2 separate regions of the Homo sapiens genome follow, and region 2 is linked to region 1. A link is an interaction called in ENCODE POLR2A ChIA-PET data of the cell type or tissue named here. Cell type or tissue: CD4-positive, alpha-beta T cell. All regions are shown on one strand. Links, peaks and the distances in the headings refer to the core of each region. The heading gives the core; the rest is flanking DNA.

Region 1 (4,706 bases), core at 1,411-3,910:
TCGGCTCACTGCAACCTCCGCCTCCCGAGTTCAAGTGATTCTCCTGCTTCAGCCACCCGAGTAGTTAGGACTACAGGTGCCCGCCACCACTGCTGGCTAATTTTTGTATTTTTAGTAGAGACGGGGGTTTCACCGTGTTGGCCAGGCTGGTCTCAAACTCCTGACCTTGTGATCCGCCCACCTCGGCCTCCCAAAGTGCTGGGATTACAGGCGCGAGCCACTGCCCCCGGCCTCTGAGTAAAATTAACTGGCATCTGTGACCACAGGTCTTTGAAAAGTGCCTGCCTCCGTCTGTGGTCTCCCTCTGTAGTGGCTGCAGGTGGATGCTGCACTGACCCAGCATCTCTGCTTATCAGGAGGCTCTGGAGCCACACCGCAGAAGCACACGCCCTTTTGAGCCAGACATGCTGACTTTCTAATAAGGATGTTCTCTCTCCACAGCTGAAAGATGAAAATTCTAAGCTGAGAAGAAAGCTGAATGAGGTTCAGAGCTTCTCTGAAGCTCAAACAGAAATGTATGTAAGCTTTTAGTTAGGAATGCAATCCACAACATCTAATACACAGGGAAATCCGTTTTTAAATGATAATGAAGTAATCAGAGTCAAACCAGATCTGGGTTTTATTGTATATAAATGTTCAGCATCAAACACATTTCTGTGTTCTGCCTAAAAGTTTATTTTGAGACAGTCTTGCCGTGTCACCCAGGCTCGGGTGCAGTGGCGCAATCACGGCTCACTGCAGCCTTGACCTCCTTGGCTCCAGCAATCCTCCCATCTCAGCCTCCTGAGTAGCTGGGACCACAGGCGTTTGCCACTGCACCTGGCTAATTTTTAAATCTTATTTTTGTAGAGACAGGGTCTCACTATGTTGCCCAGGCTTGTCTCAAACTCCTCGGCTCAAGGAATCCTCCTGCCTCAGGCTCCTAAAGTGTTGGGATTATAGGCATGAGCCACGGCGCCTGGCCAAGGTTTATTTTAAACTTTAGGCAAAAAGCCACCAAACACCTTGTTGGAGCAGCAGTGCTGTGAGAGCCGCTCCCTGCACGCCTGCCTGGTGGCTACAGGTCCAGGCCTGAGGCTGCCGCTGCCTCCCCTCTGTGCCTGAGACCCATTCCATCACAGGCTCTTAGCGGGTTTTATCTGGCTCATGAGGTATCTTTTTGTAGTCCTCTTAAAAGTAGCCACAGAAATTAACAACTCGGGTTTTTCTTTAACAAGGGTGAGGACGCTTGAGCGGAAGTTAGAAGCAAAAATGATCAAGGAGGAAAGCGACTACCACGACCTGGAGTCGGTGGTTCAGCAGGTGGAGCAGAACCTGGAGCTGATGACCGTATGGGTTTCTTCTCTGAATCGGACGAGCTGGGTGGGGCAGGAGCGCTCCTGAGAAAGTGCTGTTGTCCTCAGCAGCCGGTGCAGCCTGCCCTTGGGAGCGGGGCCATGTGGCTCTCTGGGACTGGTGTTCTTTGACGTCGCTGTCTCGCTGTGCCTGGGGATAGCTGGCCCACGAGGGCATCCGTGGGGAGTGGGGGGCCAGAGCACAGACACTGCACGATGAGCCCTTCCCAGGGGTGGTCTGAGAGTGGAGGCGGGACTGGGAGGGGCACAGGGGCTGTGAAGGGCCACAGCCAGGTTGGGTGCCCTCCTGCTCCCTGGGTTGGGGCCCGTGTCCGGTATGAATGTGAGGACATCAGTGATGCTTTTTGTGGTTTTTCTTTTTTGGGTAACAGAAACGGGCTGTAAAGGCAGAAAACCACGTCGTGAAACTAAAACAGGAAATCAGTTTGCTCCAGGTAATTAAAGGAAGGGACTTCAGTGTTTTTCTTTGATTTGTGGAGTCACATAATGAATTCAGTAAGAAAGAGGCGAAAGACTCTGCTGGGGTTTCCCCTGAGCCCAAGCAGAGAAAGGACTTCAAATGAGGACAGCAGCCGCTTCCTGTCAGGGCGTGAAGCAGAGGGAGGCCCTGGAGCTCTGTTGGGAGTTTGGGGTCTGGCACGGGGCATCCACTTGTAGGAGTCCCTATTGCCATAGAGCTAGGTGCTGAGCATATACTGGAGTGAAGGGGAAGCCATTAGGCCCCCAGTCCCAGAGGCGAGCCCCCAGTTAGGCCAGAGCATGCATCTTGAGTGCCAGGCCCCCACGGGTAAGCCCTCGCCTCGCCAGGTGGTGACTTTCAGCCGGGTTGCCTCGGAGCTGCTCTGTCCTTAGCCGTAACCGTCCCCCCAGGCGCAGGTCTCCAACTTCCAGCGAGAGAATGAAGCCCTGCGGTGCGGCCAGGGTGCCAGCCTGACCGTGGTGAAGCAGAACGCCGACGTGGCCCTGCAGAACCTCCGGGTGGTCATGAACAGTGCACAGGCTTCCATCAAGTGAGTGCCTGGGAGGCACCGGGAAGCCTGGCGGGGAAAGGGGTGAGATTGGAGTGGTCGTCAGTGATCCTGGGTGGGGGCCCAGGCTGATGGCACCGTGGCTGGAGGACCAGGGAGCTGCAGGGAGGGACGCGTGCTCAGTGGTCCTGTTAGCTCTCTGGGTCACTGTGTGGACAGACCACAGGCTTTCTAACCTGCCTCGCAGTGTCTGATCCCACCTGGGAGGTGCAGACAGCCACAGCACCCTGCACTGAACCTCAGCCCCACCCCATGTGGGCGCTGAAGCTCTGAATAAAGGAAATAGTGGGGGTTTCCCTCCTGCTGAAAAAGCCACTTCCCAGAAGGCCCTTACTGCTGTGCCTGGCTGGGGACACGCCAGCCACCATGACTGTGACAGTGGTGAGTGTCTGCCACCCATTGGGCTGAGCTCTGCAGGGCGGTGTTGGCCCCCAGAGCACTCCCTGTGAACAAGGGAGCCGTCTCCTGTGAAGTCAGGTGTGGGTCTCCTCCAAGAGGAGCTAGGAGTGGAAAACCTGTGGTTCTCCCCCAGCCCCTCCCTTTCTCCCAGGAACCCTGTCCCTTTCTTCCCCCGGCAAACCCCACCCCTTGCTCCCAGGAACCCTGTCCCTTTCTTCCCCGGCAAACCCCACCCCTTGCTCCCTGGGACCCTGTCCCTTTCTCCCCCGGCAAACCCCACCCCTTGCTCCCTGGAACCCTGTCCCTTTCTCCCCCCGGCAAACCCCACCCCTTGCTCCCTGGGACCCCTTCTGTTTCTCCCCCCAGAATTCTGTCCCTTTCTCCCTGGAACCCCTTACCTTTCTCCCCGCCAGAACCCTTCCCCTGTGGAATCCCTCCCCGCTCTGGAAACCCTCCCCTTCCTTCCCCACCCCCACCCCCGGAATTCCTCCCCTTTCTCCCCCTCAGAACCTCTCCCCTTTTTCTGCCTACCAACCCCTCCCCTTTCTGCCCCCCACCCCCTGTGGAAACCCTCCCCATTCTTCCCCCTGGAAACCCTCGCCTTCCTCCCACTCAGAACCTCTCCCCTTTCCCTACCCCTTGGAACCCCTCCCTTTTTCCCCCTACCAACCCCTCCCCTTTCTCCCCCCAGAACCCTGTTGCTGCTGAGTAGCTGCTGCCACCCATCCTGATATCCATGCTTGTTTTCAGGCAACTGGTTTCCGGAGCTGAGACACTGAATCTTGTTGCCGAAATCCTTAAATCTATAGACAGAATTTCTGAAGTTAAAGACGAGGAGGAAGACTCTTGAGGACCCCTGGGTGTTCTCAGCATGAAGCTCCGTGTATACCCTGAGGTCACCACCGCTCGATCTAAATGTGCAGTTGTGTCCTTAAATATGCAGTCTTCACCCAGAGTAAAGTGTTGATCGCAAGAGTCCAGTGTCGTGCCCTCAGCCAGTTCTTGGCCACCACAATGGGAGCAGCCCTGGCCGAGTTGTCTCTGTGGTTTCTATGCAGCCCTTCTTGGCGAAATTCCTGCGATCTTATAGATTCTAATGAGCTCTTGGAAGACATTGTCATAAAAGCCAGTGATTTTAAGAAAAAGAGTGGTTCTGGAATCAATGTTTTCCAGTCCCATCCCAGAACATCAGTTGTAAGATAAGTACAATTGGTTGTCCTTGATTTCATAAGTAGAACAAACACTAAATGTGCCTCTGAGATGGCCACCCCGGGCAGGGACCTGTGCCTTCCGCCGATGCTCAGGGCTCCCTCTGGCTCCCGGGTCACTCTTGTGGCCCCAGTGGGTGGTCCCTGCAGTCATGGCCTGAGTGCGCAGGGGCCACCGCGTGGCTGCTGCTGTCCTCCTCCGGGACCCACGGGGACCAAGGTCACACGTTCCGTGCTGTGAAGCTGTCCAGATGTGCCTCTTTGGCTGGGGGTTCTGGTGGACGTTTCAAGTGGCATTTTGTACAATGCAGGTTAGAATTCAGGAATTTCAAGTATGTGCCCGGGTCTGTCAGGTCCCAGTTGCCTTTCTGACGGCCCCCCTCAGAGGGACGGCGATGAGCACTAAATGCTTTTTTGACTATTTTCCTATAGATTTTTTTTAAAACTTTTTTTTCCTCCTGTTCCAATTGATAGCTTTCTTATTTAATAAATTCTGTAGTTCACCGCACTGTCTCTTCTCTGCTGACTTAGCCAGTCCTTGGAGAACGCCGTGGGCTTCCACACCTCACTTGCTCTTGCCCTAACTGGTGCCTTGTGCTGGCAGATTCTCTCCAGGTCCTCAGCCCTTGGGGTTAGGGGCAGACTCAGACCACTGCTGCCTGGGCCTGACCACTGGGACCCACACGTGATGGACGTGTGAGTCACGCAGCTGCACG
Region 2 (16,302 bases), core at 2,419-4,918, 140 kb before region 1:
GTGATGCCTCCTCTGGGTGCGTGATGCCTCCTCTGGGCACGGGTGATGCCACCTCCTGGGTGGGTGATGCCTCCTCTGGGTGGTGATACCTCCTCTAGGTGGGTGATGCCTCCTCTGGGTGGTGATACCTCCTCTAGGCGGGTGATGCCTCCTCTAGGCACAGGTGATACTTCCTGGGCAGGTGATGCCACCTCCGGGTGGGTGATGCCTCTTCAAAGGAAATTGACTCTTCAAAATCGGACCCGCCTTTGGGCTCTCTGTTTGCCCCAGCTCCCTCTTCCCGGCCTCAGGCTGGGGCTGGGGAAGAGAAGGTGGAACTCATGTTTTGGCGTGGGGTGTGGGGTAATTATTGAGTCTGGTTTCTGTCCTGGCATCTGCAAACTCTGACCTCAAAATCCCGTGGCCCTTCTGGTCTGCCAGCCTCAGATGTAAAATGGGCACTGAGGGGGCCGGGAAGTCGTGCGGAACCGCTCCCTCCTGCCTGCCTGTGAGTGCCCATCAGCCGTGGGGAACTGTTCTGCTGTGGCCGATGCCCTTCAACTTGAGTCCATCCCTGATGAGAATAATGAGGAGGTGTTTGGTGTCTGGAAAAAGAGTTCCCTCCGCCCCCCAGGAGCTACAGATGAAGAAATGGCTCCCCAGCCAGTCTGCGCGCCCTCATTCCAACTGCAGAAGGTCCCATTCCCTTGACAACCCCAGCCCGGCTCCTGCCTGTGCCGACTGCCCAGCCTGTGGGCAGCAGGCCCCCTCCCTCCCCGGCCCCCACCCTCCCCAAACTGAAGCCAATTAAGCAGGTCTGTGAGCAGTTTAATGGACAAAGCCGATTGTGTCTTTGTCAGACACTAATGAATGCGCACTACTTTTTTTTTTTTTTTTTTTTTTGCTTTTTGGGGCCCCCTTCTCCCTCTGCAGAAGCCGCACGGACGCTTGATGCCCTAAATCTTGTTTCCTTTCATTCAGAGACCGACAGCTGGGATCCAGGGGAAGTGCAGCAGCTATTGTTGGGGGAGGCGGATTAATGCCGTGTGATTAATTATGCGTGGCTTCCCAGAATGTATAACCCCCTTCCCCGCCACTGCGCTCCCGGCTCGGACTTTGCCTCTCACCCATTCGGGGCTCTGGGAGAAGCTTCTTGCTCCTGCAGAGGACTTTGGGAGGGTGGGAGGAACACCGTGCTGGGAAAATTGGGGGCCTGTTGCTTCTTCTCAGTGGCACCAGGGAGTAGGCACAGCCTGGCCCACAGGGGTCTGGGACTGAGGTCTCCCTGGGCCAGAGCGCTGTGCTTTGGGGTACAGATTGCTGCAGCTCCCTGGTGTCTGGGTTAAAACCCTGCCACAGGGCCGCAAAACACTGGTGTCATGGGCCCACTTTCCCATTCCCCAAACCTGGGATCCCGGTGAGCTGTTTCCAGCCCAAGGCAGGCCGCCGACCATGGCTTTGGTGCCTGGCCTTGTCCCCTTTGCTGGGGCCTGGCGCCCCCTCCTTCTTGGCGGGAAGCCTGCTTCAGTTTGGCCTGACAGGCAGCCGAGCTCAGCCCACAGAGACCCCATTGTGCACACCCCACAAGTCCAACGAGAAGATGGGACGGAAGCGCGTCCTCAGGCTCCTGCTTCTGGGCCGCAGAGTTGGAGGCCAGGGCCACAGCCGAGCCCGGCTTGTGGAGGCACAGGTCAGGGCTCACACAGCAGTCTGGGGGACATTGCAGCCGCTTCGGAGAAGGCCCCGGGCTCCCTCCCTGGGCTTGAGCCCCACCCAACATACACCCCTCAGGTGCCTCTGCCTTCCCGTTCCTGCCCATCCTTCTCAGAAGGCCCAGGAGGTCTGTCCAGGAGTTAGCCAGGGCACCTGCAGGAGGCCTGGCTCCCCCAGCAAGGGGAGAAACCCACACTGTTTCTCGAAAGAGTCTGGGGTGCAGGCTCTTGGAGCCCTGCCAGCCTGAGTGGGAATCCTGGCCCCGTGGTATCCAGCTGTGACCCCGGAAAGAGCTTTGGCTTTTGGTGCCATTTGCTGCCTCCGCTGTAGAAGGGGCATGGTCATGATGGGCGTCACAGTGCCTGGCTCACTAGTACTGGGTGAATCATTTCTTTCCATCCCAAAGAGAAGGAACCTTCACCGGAAGCTGCCAATCAGGTGGTTGCAGGGCCCGGGATTGGAAAAAGTGGTTTTGTTGGTGCAAAATGCCTTCCCAGGAGGTCAGAGTGTCGCCGTGGCCTGGTCAGCCAGTGGCCAGGTAGAAAGCACCTGGCAGCACATGCTGGTGGGCGGAGGATGGTTGGTCTCTGGGCAGCTGCTGTGCGAGGTGTGGCCGTGGTGGCTGTGGTCGGAGATGGTGGCCTTCTGAGCAGGCCCAGGGGGTCACTGTGGCCCTTGGCTCTTCTCTAGCCCCCTCATCAGCTCCGTCAGTGTGAGCAAGGGGTACTGAAGAGGGCTCCACCTTTTTTCTCTTTGTTTTGAGGAGAGCTGGGAAGAGCTGCAGGGACCCTATCTGTCTGGGTGAGACTACGTCCTTGGTCTGAAACGCTCTCCCAGGGCTGCCTGCGTCTGGGCTGGGCGTTGAGGCAGGGGGCAGCTAAGATGTTGGCTGCTGACGGCAGAGTCAGAATGGCACGGGGCGTCTTCCAGGAGCTGGGAGAAATGGGGGTAGGCTGTCACACCCAGCACCTCCAGGAGGATGTCCAGCTGCCTGCTGGGTGGTGCGCTTTAGCTTTGGACAACCTCGTGTCTGAGGCCTGGCCTGGCCACTAGCTCTGTGACCTTGGGTCATCAGGTCATGCAAGCCTCAGTTTCCCCAGCATGTCAGCCGGGCTGATACACGCTGGATCTCTTGGTGGTGTGTGAGGATTGCATGAGAACCGTGTGGAGAGGGCACCTGGTCAGCGCTCCTTTCTTCCCCGCCTTCTCCCCGTTGGCTGACAGTGCTGGTTTCCAGAGCCTCCTTCCTGAATGTTTAATTGATTGACGAGTGAATTCAGAGAATCCTAAAGGTGCTGCCTGGTGGGCTGGGCCTGGCACTGCCTGGGGAGGGACTTGCCGGCTCTGGGGAAGTCCATCTCCCAGGATGGCTCCAGCTCCGGGGAAGTCCATCTCCCAGGGTGGCTCCAGTTCACAGACACGTTTGAGCGCCTGCTGTGTGCTGCGTTCTGCTCCAGGCCAGGCCCCCGGTGGGGACAGGGCAGACATGGCCCCTGCTCCTGTGGAGTTCACTTCCCAGCAAGGCGTGAGAGAGGCACCTAGCTCACATGTGGGACATGTTGGGGGTGTGCCGGCCCGGTGGTGGCCTGGCATAGCTCCCGGCAGCCCCGTAAAGCTGTCTGGATCAGGCACCGATAAGTGAGAAGAAGAGACCCAGAGAAGTCGCCATCAGCCCCAGGGTCACACAGCAGTGGCAGAATTCCTACTAGCCCTGCCCCTCTCCTTCTCCCAAGCGAATGTCCCTAAACACAGCCCCAGCCAGCCTGAGCTGCCCCGTCATTTCCCGACTACAAGCGGACTGGGGGCGTGGCTTCCCCTTAAAAGAAGAGGAAGGAGGCTCAGGCGGGAAGTGACTTGGCCCTGCAGCCGGCCTGGGAGGCTGGGGAGGGACGGGGTAGCTCCTGTCACCCGGTCTGGCTCTTTCCATTGAGTCACCTGCCTCGTCTTGGGCGTGGCCAGGGGAGGAACAGGTTGATTCTCCTCCTCATGCTGAGCTGAGCGGAAAGGCCTGTGACAGGACCTCCTGTTTATGCAGAACCTGGTCTTCAAGGGCGCCAGGGTTAGAAAAACATGTTTAAAAACATGCAGCATCCGAGGTGGGCAGATCACCTGAGGTCAGGAGTTCAAGACCAGCCTGGCCAACATGGCGAAACCCCCGTCTCTACTAAAAATACAAAAATTACCCAGGCGCAGTGGCGTGTGCCTGTAATCCCAGCTACTTGGGAAGCTGAGGCAGGAGGATCCTTTGAACCCAGGAGACGGAGGCTGCAGTGAGCTGAGATCGTGCCACTGCACTCCAGCCTGGGTGACAAAGTGAGACTCTGTCTCAAAAAAACAAAAAACAACAAAAAAAACCCCACACAGTGTCAAATAGAAAGTCTCACCTACTCAGACTGGGGAGACATCAGGAACAGGAAGGCCTGGGGCGGAGACTGGGGTGGGAGCCTGGAGTGCTCTGAAGGAAGCTGGCTCCTTGGGGCAGGCCCTGCCTCTGAACAGCAGCCAACATGTTTTCCATTGAAAAGAATAATAATAGAAAAAGAGAGAGGGAGAAAGAAAACAGCAACCCTGGCAGGAAGAGGGTAGGGCAGGGCAGACAGTGCACCAGGGGAAGTGCTTCCACAGGGCAGAGCTGGGTGCGGGGACCCCCAGATGCGGGCGGCAAACTGGAGACCCCACAGGAGCCGGGACTGGCTTCATTCCTCATTCCCTGCACCTGTGATGGGCAGCAGCGGCCACCGGTGCCCACTGGGCAGTTCCAGGCCGGGCCGAGGGACTGCACCCTTTTGCTGTGGGGAGGGGACCTTTCCTGTTTCATGTCTCGTCTATAAATAGTGAAAGGATGTGGCTTTGCAGAATCGATTGGGCGTCTAGCTTGCCTTCCTCAATAATGCAGCGATGACAGCTCCACACTCAGGACGCCGCTGTTACCCAGCCTCGTAAAAGCCCTGGCAGACGGCCGCCCACCCTCCAGGTGTGCCAGTGCAGTTTTCATCCCCAGCGCACAGGTGGGAAAGCTGTGGCTGCGAGGGCGTGGGGATCTGAGGCAGGCTGGCGTCAGCTTTCACCTTCATGTGCAGGCATATCCAGAACTTTCCGGATCTTTCCCCGGGCTGAGGAGGAAATACCAGCAGCTTTAACGAGCGGCTGGCTTTGGGGCATCACACCTGTGGGCCGGGCTGCGTTTGACGGCCTCGAGTTTCCCAGGCAGCGCTGGCGCTTTCTCCTGTGGGGCCCGGAGCTCCGAGGGGCTGTGAAGCAGGGCTGGCTCTGATTTGCTGTGCTCCCCACACTGTCCCCTCCCTGGGCCTCAGTTTCCCCATCTGTATGTGATTCCCCTTCCAACTACAGCCAGCGGGACCCTGGGGCGGGCTGAAGGCGTGGTGGTGGCTGTGGGCCCTGCGGCGAGGCCTGCGCTGGGCTCGGTGGTCGCCCCAGCTGGGGAAGGGGCAGTGGCTGCAGGGGTGGGAGGGTGGAGGGAAGCCCTTTTCCAAAGTTGCCTGGTTGGGTTCTCCTTGTGGCCCTGCCCCACCCCACCCTGCTCCCTGGGAGCAAAGGGAGCTAAGGACTGGTTTGGGGATGGATATGTATATGGAGGGATTCTGGGTGATGACTTATTCATATTACAAAATTTGCCTTTTTTTGTTTGTTTTTTGAGATGGAGTCTTGCTTTGTCACCCAGACTGGATTAGAGTGACGCAGTCTTGGCTCACTGTAACCTCTGCCTCCCAGATTCACGCGATGCTCCTGAGTAGCTGGGACTACAGGCACATACCACCACTCCCAGCTAATTTTTGTATTCTTAGTAGGGGCAGGGTTTCACCATATTGGTCAGGCTGGTCTCAAACTCCTAACCTCAGGTGATCCACCTGCCTTGGCCTCTCAAAGTGCTGGGATTACAGGCGTGAGCCACTGTGCATGGCCACTTTTTTGTTTTTTGAGATGGGGTCTCACCCTGTCACACAGGCTGGAGTGAAGTGGTGGGATCACGGCTGACTGCAGCCTCAAACTCCTGGGCTCAAGCGATCCTCCTGCCTCCGCCTCCAGAGTAGCTGGGACCACAGGTGTGCACCACCATGCCTAGCTAATTTTAAATTTTTTTGCAGAAGCGGGGTCTTGCTATGTTGTCCAGGCTGAAAATGTGACTTTTGAACTAAAGCATGCTGTTGCTTGACATCTAGTCCATTCACAAGTTCATTCAACCACTATCTAGTTCCGGGACTTTCTCACTGCACAAAACAGAAACTGTACCCAAATACTGTCACTCTGCCCTGACTGCCCCAGCCCCTGGCAACCACTAACCCGCTTTCTGCCTCTGAATTCGCCTCTTCTGGACGTTGCCTATGAATGGAATTGTGCCATAGGTGGTCTTTTGCCCCTGGCTTCTTTCACTGAGCGTGATGTGTTTAAGGTTCATCCATGTCACGCGTGGACTAGAACTGCATTCTTCTGAGGACTACATTTTAGCCTCCAGAAGCATCAGGGACTGGCCAGAGGTGGACCCCAGCATCCCAGCTCCCAGACAGTCCAGAGGAGGCAGGTGTTGGGAGGGCGTCCGGGGTGGCTTCCTGGAAGAGATGGCGCTCACTCTGGGCCGGTGCAGCCACCCGACAGCCACAGAGCCCCCTAGAGGGAGTCCTGGCATATTCCCAGGTGAACCTGTAGGATGGACTGGCGTGCCCGCGGCCCCTGTCCTGCTCAGGACTCCGAGACAGGCTCACAACCTGTCCCTGGGCCTCACTCATGCCAGCCGCCAAGCTGTTCAGCATCCCTTAGCCCCCAGGAGGCACACAGTGGGGCCGCGGTCACTGAGCGTCCACACGCCTGGTGCTGTAAGAATGCAAAGTAGAGGGTCTTTATTGAGCATCTACTACATGCTGAACCCTGGGGTATGGGTGGGCACGGCAGATGCAGGCCCCCCTGGGCAGGGGAGGAGCATGCCCCTTAAGAACCAGGCCACAGGATGGACGGGCTTGGCCACAAGCTAGGGGTAGTCACTGCAGCCTTCATGGCCTCCTGTGTGCAAAGTCAGTGCTGTGGGACCCCATCTGGGTGCACCTGCTGTGGCTTTCAAGTGAGGCCCACCACGGAGCAGCTTCCACGCTGGCTGGGACAGGGTCAGCGGCAGGGAGCTCCAGACCAAAGGAGCGGCGGTGGCTGGGGCAGCGGGGGGCAGTGAGGCTTTGGACACATCCATGGGGCGGGCAGGCATCTCAGCCCCCACCCGCCCAGTCTGCCTGCTCCGGGGCCTTCCCTTCCCTGGACAGAGCTCTGTGTGATTGGCTCCAGGCTGCTTCTCCCCCTGGACCCTCAGGGTCAGCTTAGAGTGACTGGCTATGCCCTGGCCTAGATCCAGGCCCGTGTGACAGGAGAGAGCTAGGAACCTGGCCCCTCACTCTGAGACACAGATGGTGTCCTCTCCAAGTTGCCCTTGGGACGGGGAAGCGCCATGTCCCCTGCAGGGCACCAGGCCAGCCAGTGGCCCTTGACAGCGAGGCCCTGTCTGCAGGCAGCTGGGGGACTTCTCCCTGTCGGGAGGATGCGTGCGTGTTAGCATCGGGGTGCCTGGTTGCCCCAGGGGTGGTGCAGGGCGGTTATAGGCGGTCCTAGCATTTTGGGGTTGCTTTCAGTGTATCTCCGAGACCTGTGGAATTCTGGGAGGAGAAACTCCCCAGCAGTGTCCTCAGTGCGCCCCCCTACCCTGTACCCGTTGCTCCTGGGAGGGATCCTGAGTGCTCCCCCCCACCCACCATGCACCCATTGCCCCAGGAGGGATCCTGAGTGCTCCCCTCTCCACCCACCCTGCACTCATTGCCCCGGGAGGGATCCTGAGTGCTCCCCCCTCCACCCACTCCCACCCTGCACCCATTGCCCCTGGGAGGGATCCTGAGTGATCCCCCCTCCACCCACCCTGCACCCATTGCCCCTGGGAGGGATCCTGAGTGCTCCCCTCTCCACCCACCCTGCACTCATTGCCCCGGGAGGGATCCTGAGTGCTCCCCCCTCCACCCACTCCCACCCTGCACCCATTGCCCCTGGGAGGGATCCTGAGTGCTCCCCCCGACCCACCCTGCACCCATTGCCCCAGGAGGGATCCTGAGTGCTCCCCTCTCCACCCACCCTGCACCCATTGCCCCTGGGAGGGATCCTGAGTGCTCCCCCCTCCACCCACCATGCACCCATTGCCCCGGGAGGGATCCTGAGTGCTCCCCCCTCCACCCACTCCCACCCTGCACCCATTGCCCCTGGGAGGGATCCTGAGTGCTCCCCGCCTACCCTGCACCCATTGCCCCTGGGAGGGAGACTTCTGTAGAGGCCTCACCTCTGAACCCCCCACTCACAGGCTCAGGGGCCCAGGGCTGGGGGCGTCCTGCCGTCTACACTCCAGATTGAGCCCGCACGGTTAAACAGGGCCCTCTCCGCACGCCCTGCCTAATGCAAAGCGGTGGCTTCGGGTGGGTCCCCAAGGGGCCTTGTGAACCCTGGGGGCCTGGCCCCTCCCACCTGGCTGCACCCGCTGGGCGGGAGATCCCATCCTCCGAGTCCTCAGCCCCTCAGCCTCAGCTGCAGCCCAGACACCAGGGCTCTGTGGGGCGGGGGTGGGGCAGCGGTTCCCTCAGGTCTGTGGGGCTGCCCTGCTGTGGTTCCTGCAATTTCCTGGAAGGAGGTCTGGGGCCTGGTGTCCAGTGGGGCCTGTGGGGACGGACTCGGGGGCTCTGTGGGGAGGGACTGGGGGCTCTGTGGGGACGGACTTGGGGGCTCTGTGGGGAGGGACTGGGGGGCTCTGTGGGGAGGGACTGGGGGCTCTGTGGGGAGGGACTCGGGGGCTCTGTGAGGAGGGACTGGGGGGCTCTGTGGGGAGGGACTGGGGGCTCTGTGGGGAGGGACTGGGGGCTCTGTGAGAGGGAACTGGGGGGCTCTGATGTGCTGGGCGTGCACAGGGGAGGCTTTGCCTCTGACATCCACACCTGCAGTTCCCAGGCACACACAGCGGCCCCATCGGGGTCCTCGCAATCACAGTCTGTGAGTGGCCACTACCAAGGGCGTCTCCGGATCAGGCCAGGCCCAGATGCTGCCCGGACCCAACCCCCACAGCGCCTGCCGCCACAGTAGGGACCAATGGCCACAGAACACTCACCCGGCCTCACTTGCACGGGGCTGTTCAGTCTGGTGGGCACCAGGTGGGCGCTGTTCTCGCCCAGTGGGAGGCCTGCCAGCTCCTTGGTTGCTAGTTGAGATTTTTCCCCAAGAAATAGTCGTGTTGTTCCTTCTGCTCCGCCTGGCACTGAGGTTGGTGACACGCCCCGACCTTGCTCTAATTGGCAGATGAGAATTTGTCATCAGATGTCGACCCTGTCTACGCAGTCCCCTGGCCTCGGAGTCCATTGTGCATCTCTGAAGGGCTTGAATTGGTTGTTTAAAGCTGGGTAAATGCCCCCTTGACATTCTGTTGACACTGTCAATTTGCTGAACAAACTCTTCCACAGGTAGCACAGGAGGCCAGTCTCGCCCCAGCCTGAGCCAAGGCCCAGGGAGGCAGGTCCTGTGTGGAGTCAGCCTTTTTGTGAGTGCAGCGGCCCTGCAGGATGCACCGGGTTTGAGAAGTGGACTCCCCCGTCTCCCGCCACATCCCAAAAGCCCTCAGCCATGAGGGCAGGACGAAGCCGACGGTCGCCCTCGTGCCGAGATGACAACCGGGCACAGAGGCGGTGGCTCCCAGCTTCCTGCCCTCTTCCCCGTAGTGGGGTTACCCAGCGTGACTCATGGCCCGAGCCACAGGCACCCGCCCAGGGAGCCACGGCGGGGAGACCTGGCTTTATTAGAGATGCGTTCGTGCCTCATCAAGTCCAAAGGAGGAAACTGGCGCGTCCCTCACTTTCCCTGAAACAGGCTCCCCCACAGCCCAAGCGGTCAGGTTAAGGTGCATTTGCAGACAGATGCCCTAGTAGGAGGCTGGAGCTTTTGGCCCAGAATTTTCCCTGCTGTAGGCCCATGGTCACCGAGCCTGCCCGGGGGCTGAGGCCCTGAGGAGGTGCCATTGCCCCACCCAAGCCTCAGACAAGTGTCCTGCCCTCGACCCTGCGGGAGGCAGCAGCTCAGGCCCTGACCCTGGCCAGAGAGGGCAGCTCTCTGAGGCTGCTGTGGCCGTGGCAGGCAGGGGCTGGGCTTGCCGGGCCGTCGAGTGGGCACAGAGACTATCTGGGAAGGAGGTGGGCGGTGAGAGCTGACTCCCCGCAGCCGGGGGACAGATGAGCCCCGTGCCGCACAGCAGGGCCGCGTGGTGGGGCCCCCCAAGTTCCGCTCGGTTTCAGCTGTTGACGAGCGGAAACACACAGTTACTGGAAATGAGAGGTTTGGGGGAGCCGCCAGGGGTTGAACATGTGTGGTTTCCCTGACGGCTTTTCAGTAAGAGATGCTTGAGCTCAGGCTGGGCACTGGCTGGTGCGCGGAGGGGGCTGGGCCAGAGTCCCCCCCTTGGGCCTCCACTCTCCATCCTTATAGAGGGACCTGGGTTGGTCCCAGCTCCCGGGGTGCAGCCCCTGGGTGGCCCCTCCTACTTCCCCTTCAGTGGTCAGAAGGAGGCTGGCCTCATTCCTGTCTGACGGAGAGCCAGGTGGGGAGGCCGGGCGGGGCTGAGTGTCCAGGGTCCACATGGTGGCGGGGCTCAGGCCGTGGCGAGGTCCTGTCCTGGGCCTCCAGGGTCTGGCCCAGCACAGAGCTCTGCAGCTCTCTGGTGGACGGGCCTGGCTGGGCTGTCGGCAGCCCTGGGGCCAGGTGGGCAGTGGGAATGGAGGTGGAGGCAGGTGGGTGGCTGCAGGTGACTGGAAGGCTTGGCTCCAGCCTGCAGGGGCTGCAGTCCAGGCCGGCCACCCCCACGAGACCTTCCCCCTTCCAGGTGTGGGGTGGCACTGGGTCAACAACACAGGCCACGGACTTCTTTCCCCCACGTGGGCCGTGCGACCCCGGGCCGCCACCACCTCTCTGAGCTCCCCTCCTCCTTAGGAGATGGGAAGCGGCTGGGGCCATGAAGTGTCCCCCAGGGCTCCTGACAGCCCCAGCTGCCGTCCTCGTGGCTGGGCGACTGCCGCGAATTGTTGCGCCTTCTTTTGAGTTGGCTACGGAGTCATGGCGGCTGTGGGAGGTGTAGCTGGGTCTCGGGCGGCACGCCCGGCTCCCCCGGGGATGTGTCATCTGTGTCATCCACCCTGGAGCCCCTTCCTGGTGCTGTGGGGGCCCCTCCAGGAAGGTCTCTCCCAGAGGCCAGCCACAGGCTCTGGGGAGACTGTGTGGGATTTGCATGCAGTTGTGTGCTATTTGATCGAGGTCATGTGTGGGATTTGGGCGAGGTCCTGCGGGATTGGGTGAGGTAGTGCGAGATCTTTGGGCGAGGCCGCGAGGCACTGGGCGAGGCTGGGCATTATTCAGTGCCTTGGAGGGGCAGAAGTTTTAGGACCTGCCAAGTCCAGCCCAAGAATCCCCAACTTTCCCCACAGGGAAAGGTACCCCAGACAGTCCCCAGCCTGTGCCAGCTGTCTTGGGACACCCTGGTGTCCCCCAGGTTGTGGCACTGCAGGCCCCTCCCCCAGGTGCCCCTCCTTATGGGCCCCTCCCAGGGCTGCAGGCACCTGCCTGGATCCCACTTCCCAAGTGTGGGGTAATCCCAGGCGCCCGGTGATCACGCTGGGCCCGGGCAGAGTGAGGCTCTGAGGGGGTGCCAGGGGCACAGTGGGCCAGTATGTGAGCCGGGCTGGGCGCTGGGACTGGGCCGGCAGGCGAGCGGTGTTCCGAGAGGAGGATTCCTGGGCTCGGAGGCCCCTCTGTGCCTCGTGTGGTCAGAGAGCAGGGAGCCGGCGGGTGTGATGGGGATGAGGTGACCTCTGGGGCCACCACTGAAGCCGCCGTCCATCTGCGGCCGAATCGGGAGGCACACAGAGGTGTCCTGGTGGTTTCCCGGGACAGGCGGGAGGAGGCGCAGGAGGGCGGCGTCTGCCCCCGGGATGCCAGGAGTGCTCCTCCGGCAGCGTGGGCTTCGGCTTCGTCCCTCTTTCACCAGTGCCGACGCCCCGCGGGTGCTGTGGGTGAAGGGGCATCGGTGCCCTCCTGCTGGGCGGGAGGAAGGAAGGGGAGCGGGAGGCTGGGTCTCTCTCGCCCAGGGCTCTGCCCCCACCACCCTAGGGTTTTGTGTTTCGGTGGAGCTGTAAGAATGCTTTGTCTGCTCCAGACTTCCCGGTCCTGGGAGATCAGGTGGTCAGGCAAAACATCCAGACCGTCTGGGTGGGGCTGGGGGTGCGGGGGACACGCGCCTTCCTCCTCTTTCCCAGGGAGCTTCTGCCACTCCTGTGCCACCCTGGGGAGCTGCCTTGCCCTGCCCCGCTCTGGTCCCCATCAGCAGGTGTGGTTCTGAGCTGCCTTCAGATCCGGGTGGTGTGCTGGGCATAGCTGCCCCGTTTTCTCACCTGTGAAATGGGCCCATTACACGCCCCCAGGGCGGTTGTGGGGGTCCCATGAGACAGAGCTTGGAAAGCCCGAGTGTAGGTCAGGCCAGGAGGGTTGTGGGCTCAGTTTCTTCACTGCTGGGCTGGTGTGTGCCGGACAGATGTCTCGGGATCCCTTCCCTCCCTGCAGCATTCTTAACAAGGACGCTGGACATGGAGTCAGCACCTCCGGGCGACTGCCCTGCTGGCTGTGGGGCTCACTCCAGAGGAGAACAGGAGCCCCTCCGGGGAGCCCCTTCCTGCCACCCCCAGCGACAGGATCTGTTCAGGAGCAGTGGTGGGAGGTTGCCAGAAGCATGTCTGGCGCTGGCCCGGAGCGCAGCCTGTGATGCCCGACTTCATTCATGGAGTGTGGTTTGAGCCCTCCAGCAGCGCTGCTGTGGGCCTGTCCATTGCCTTCCCTGCCTCTGAGCCATCGTGGGGTGCAGGGCTGGGCTGGGTCTTCTTGGGAGCAGAGCCCCGGCGTGTCATGACCATCTTGGCCTCTCCAACTCAAGAGGTTTGTCCACATGGGTCCCTAGGGGCCGTTGGGGTGACCCAGGGCAGGAGACACATGCCTGCTTTTGGGGGATCCGCGTGGGAAATTCCCGCAGTGGAGCAGCAGGTGGGGCTCCAGCAGGCGTTTTTCACACTCCAAACAGCCTGCGGGGGCACTTTGGTGACACCTAGTTCCTGGGGTCTCAGAGCCTGCTGGGCTGTGTCTTGGCATTTTGGGGAGGGGCTGGCCACATGCCCCCAGAGTGGCCACCCCAGCTCCGCCATCTCCACGGGCCTTCTGTCGGTCAGATGCAGACAGCCGTTCCCATGTCGGGTGAGGGCATTGTTTTCCCGGCTGCGGGAAAGGTAGCTTCCCGGGAGGACAGGTTCTGTCCCCATCCCGCCTCCCACACAAAGGGTTTCCCCGGAGCCAGAGGAGGAAACCTGGCCTTCCTGCACTTCCTCCTTCGCACATTTTAAACCATCCGAGGATGCAACTGGGGGAAAAGATTTGCAGACAAAAGAGCTGGGGGTGCCGGCAACAGCTGTTTGGGCCGGAAAGCCTGGCCCCGGCTCAGACCCCGGCTGGGTCCCTGCGCTGTGGCGGGCCGGCCGCGACCCCCGCCCCACCCAACTCCGCCCCCTGCTGCCCGCTGTCTCCGGAGCGGCGGCTGTTTGGGGCTGGCTCCTTTTCTGGGCCCCCACCTCCCTGAAGCCCCCACTGCCCCTTTCCTCCTTCCTGGGGCCCTGGGAGCCAGGGCAGGGCCCCCGTGCAGCTTTCAGCAGCTCCAGCCCAACGGCTGCAGGCGCTGGGGAAGACCACAGCTCAGGTGGGACCGCAGGTGGTGGCTGGAGGCAGCCATCCCACATCGCAGCCCCCAATCTCGTGGTTTTGTGCTCCAACGGTGAACAGGCCTGGTGGTGCTGGGCTGTCGTGGGCCCCTTGGCCCCCTCGGTGCCTGCATCCCTCTCTCCTGTCCAAGATGGGGAAGGAAGCCGGGAGCAGAAAGGGAAGAAAGACCCAGCGGCTGCAGGGCGCCTTTCAGGGCCTCCTAGCCACCGCAGAGGCTCCAGCCAGCTGTTTGAACAGGGGTTGGGACACAGGGTCCTGGCAGGTTTGAGGAGCCCGGGGCCTTCCTTGCTATAGCTCTTTGTTCTGGGGGATTTGGGGAGGCCAGGGAAGGGGCTGTGAGCAACGAGGTTCCAGCATCTTCCCAAGCCTCCTCCATCCCCCAGGGCTGGGCTGCTTGGCCGTTCCAGTGGGAGAGGACCCGAGGTGGGACCCCGAGCCCCCTGCCCAGCTCATTTCTTAGCAGCCGGTGCCTCCTGGAAGGTGGGTGGTGCCCACTGGGATTGGGGAAACTTGGTCTAGCCTCTACCCAAGGGAGGGGCTGAGGTCCCAGGACTCCCCCTGCCCCAGAAGCCTTGGTCCGGGCTAGAGCTGGGCTCGTTGGCCTCATGGAAGCCTGCCTTGGGAAGCATCCCCACCCAGGTCTGGCCTTGTCTCCCCGTCTCCAGTAGGGGGTCACAGTGTCCCCCCAGCCAGTCCACATATGGCCCCATTTGCTTGGGCAGGCCGATGGGTGGGCCTGTCTGTGTGGCCCAGGTCACCTGGTGGGGCCCACTGTCAGTGGCGTAGGTAGAAGGTGGTCAGCCTTGCTGGGTCTTAGCAGAGCACGGCAGGATCTGGGTCTGGGGAGGGCGTGGGGGTGCCCCTGCCATCACAGGAGCAGGCAGAGTGGGAGCCCTAGACTCCCCTCTGGGCAGAAAGCCCCTTGAGGCTGGGGGCAGGTCCTGCTGGTGAGGGAGGGGTCCCAGGGGCAGGGGCACCCTCAGGCTGGCCGCCTAGCGATTGGCTCCTGCAGGACGTGGCCACGGGCTCCCTGGGAGCAGCAGCTGTTGGGGGTGTCTGGGGAGAAGACCCCCATTTATTGCCCTGTGAGGGACCACACTGCTGCCAGGGGACCCTTGGGCTTCTGTGGCAGGACAGTGGGCCGGGATTGGCAGTGAGGCCCAAGGAGGGCAGGTGGGGCTGGACCTGTGGCTCTGCTGGGGAGCAGGTGGGATGTGTTAAGATGCTGATTTCAGCCGGGCAGCTCCTCCCCTTCCCTTCCCAGGGAGCCGGGGTGTGCAGGGCCGTTCCTTCCCCTCTGGGAAGTGCAGCTCCTGTGCACCGGAGAGGCCCCCGCACTGTCCCTGCCCGTCCCACCAACTGTCCCTGCCCGTCCCTCCACTGTCCCTGCCCATCCCCCTCACTGTCCCTGCCCATTCCCCGCACTGTCCCTGCTCATCCCCAACACTGTCCCTGCCCATCCCCCCCTCACCGTCCCTGCCCATCCCCCCCGCACTGTCCCTGCCCATCCCCCCCCACTGTCCCTGCCCATCCTTGCCTTGGGAGGTGCTGTCACCTGGTGGAGCCATGGGAAGCACCTCTCCCACCCAGGGTCTCTGGTTCCTGTGGCGGGTGCAGAGCCAGCCACATCACTGACACCCCAGCTGGGTTGGGTCCAGCTGACCCCACACCCCCACCCCTCTGCTCGGCCTCTGCCTGTGCCCCCATCCCTGGCCCTGCATGACCATAAACTCCTTGAGGGCAGGAAGTGAGTGAGTCCTACCCGCACTGAGTCCCTCTCACCCCTCCTTCTCATTTTGGGGCGGAGGGAACTGTCTTCTGTCCCCTGGGGGTGGCAGATGGCCGCTTAGCTTAGAAAGGAAAACAGCACAATTTAGAATTCGTCCTGGGTGAAAGGTCTCGGCAGCATCTGCCTCCTGCTGCTTTCTGGAGTCGCATTTCCATGGAGCGGCCCTGGCAGGGAGGGTGGGAGTGGCACAGTGGAAATACTGAGGCGGGAACAAAGTGGTGGCGGTAGAGGTGGCGGGAGCGGCACAGCAGGCGCCGGGGCCACTTGGCACCCTCCCCCCGCAGCCCTCCTGGAGTCCCCGCCCGCCGCTCACCTGCGGGGGGCCCAGATAGGACAGGTTACCCCAGCGCCGCCAGGCCACTGAGCGTGGGGGATGGGACAGGCAGGTGCCGGGTGACCCTAAGAGGGACGCACGGAAGGGGAGTCCACGGGGGCACACCTGGCGTGGGTTGGGTCTCCTCCGTGGGAGCCCGAGAGCTGGGTGGCTTGGTGGACAGGGCAGCTCTCTCGTCCAGTCGGGGGAGACTGGCGTTCCCTATCTCAAGCCTCACTTTTTAGCCCCAGAGGGGTCTCCCCACCGCCCCTGATAGGAGGAGATGCGGGGACGGTGGAAGGTGGGGTGCGGGTCACTCATGGAAGCCCTGAGGATCCCCGTGGGCGCGGCAGCTGTTGGGTGCCACCTCACTCGGCCAAGCCCTGGCGCCCACCTCGCGGCCCACACCCACCTGGCCGCCGGGACAGCATTGAAGACAGAGTGGCCCGGGTACCGGGGGTGTGGCCAGCGCCAAAGCTGTGAAGGATTTGCTCACAGGCTGGTGGTCCTGGCCATGGCCATGCTGCAGGCCTGAGGTCCCTCCCACCTTCTCAGGGACGTCTGGGTGCTGTGCGGAGGGCAGGTGTTCGCCGTCTGTAGGGTGCTCCAGCTCTGTGGCCATGTGGGAGAGAGGTACAGACTGGGGCGGGCACAGGCTGGAGGCTGCCCACAGCAGCAGCGG

The links. ChIA-PET counts read pairs that join two places held together with the same protein. Peaks named below come from ENCODE experiments on the same cell type or tissue, not always from the same donor. Only the 100,000 strongest peaks of a DNase experiment are listed, where the experiment ranks them.
Region 2: POLR2A ChIA-PET joins it to region 1 with 6 read pairs; 4 of 35 experiments call an interaction of 5 or more read pairs at or near these places.

What each region holds. Positions count from the first base shown.
Region 1 is chr9:136,401,714-136,406,419 of GRCh38, reverse strand. It overlaps ENTR1 (endosome associated trafficking regulator 1), which reads left to right. Exons shown (of 10, transcript NM_001039707.2): 6 at 442-515; 7 at 1,218-1,329; 8 at 1,727-1,789; 9 at 2,226-2,365; 10 at 3,533-4,498. The coding sequence ends at 3,632. Among named protein-coding and RNA genes, the nearest start is that of SNAPC4, 3.9 kb to the right of the region's middle. RefSeq lists an enhancer at 1,236-1,305. In CD4-positive, alpha-beta T cell, for the core only: no CTCF peak of the experiment used is centred there; DNase peaks (open chromatin) are centred at 1,919, 2,689 and 3,103; H3K4me3 peaks cover 1,016 bases; H3K27ac peaks cover 1,736 bases.
Region 2 is chr9:136,527,125-136,543,426 of GRCh38, reverse strand. All of the region lies in intron 2 of NOTCH1 (notch receptor 1), which reads left to right. Among named protein-coding and RNA genes, the nearest start is that of NOTCH1, 11 kb to the left of the region's middle. RefSeq lists enhancers at 1,014-1,696, 3,065-3,749, 3,968-4,027, 4,038-4,127, 3,910-4,577 and 2 more and silencers at 1,936-2,230, 4,598-4,737. In CD4-positive, alpha-beta T cell, for the core only: no CTCF peak of the experiment used is centred there; DNase peaks (open chromatin) are centred at 3,566, 4,106 and 4,566; H3K4me3 peaks cover 2,134 bases; H3K27ac peaks cover 2,454 bases.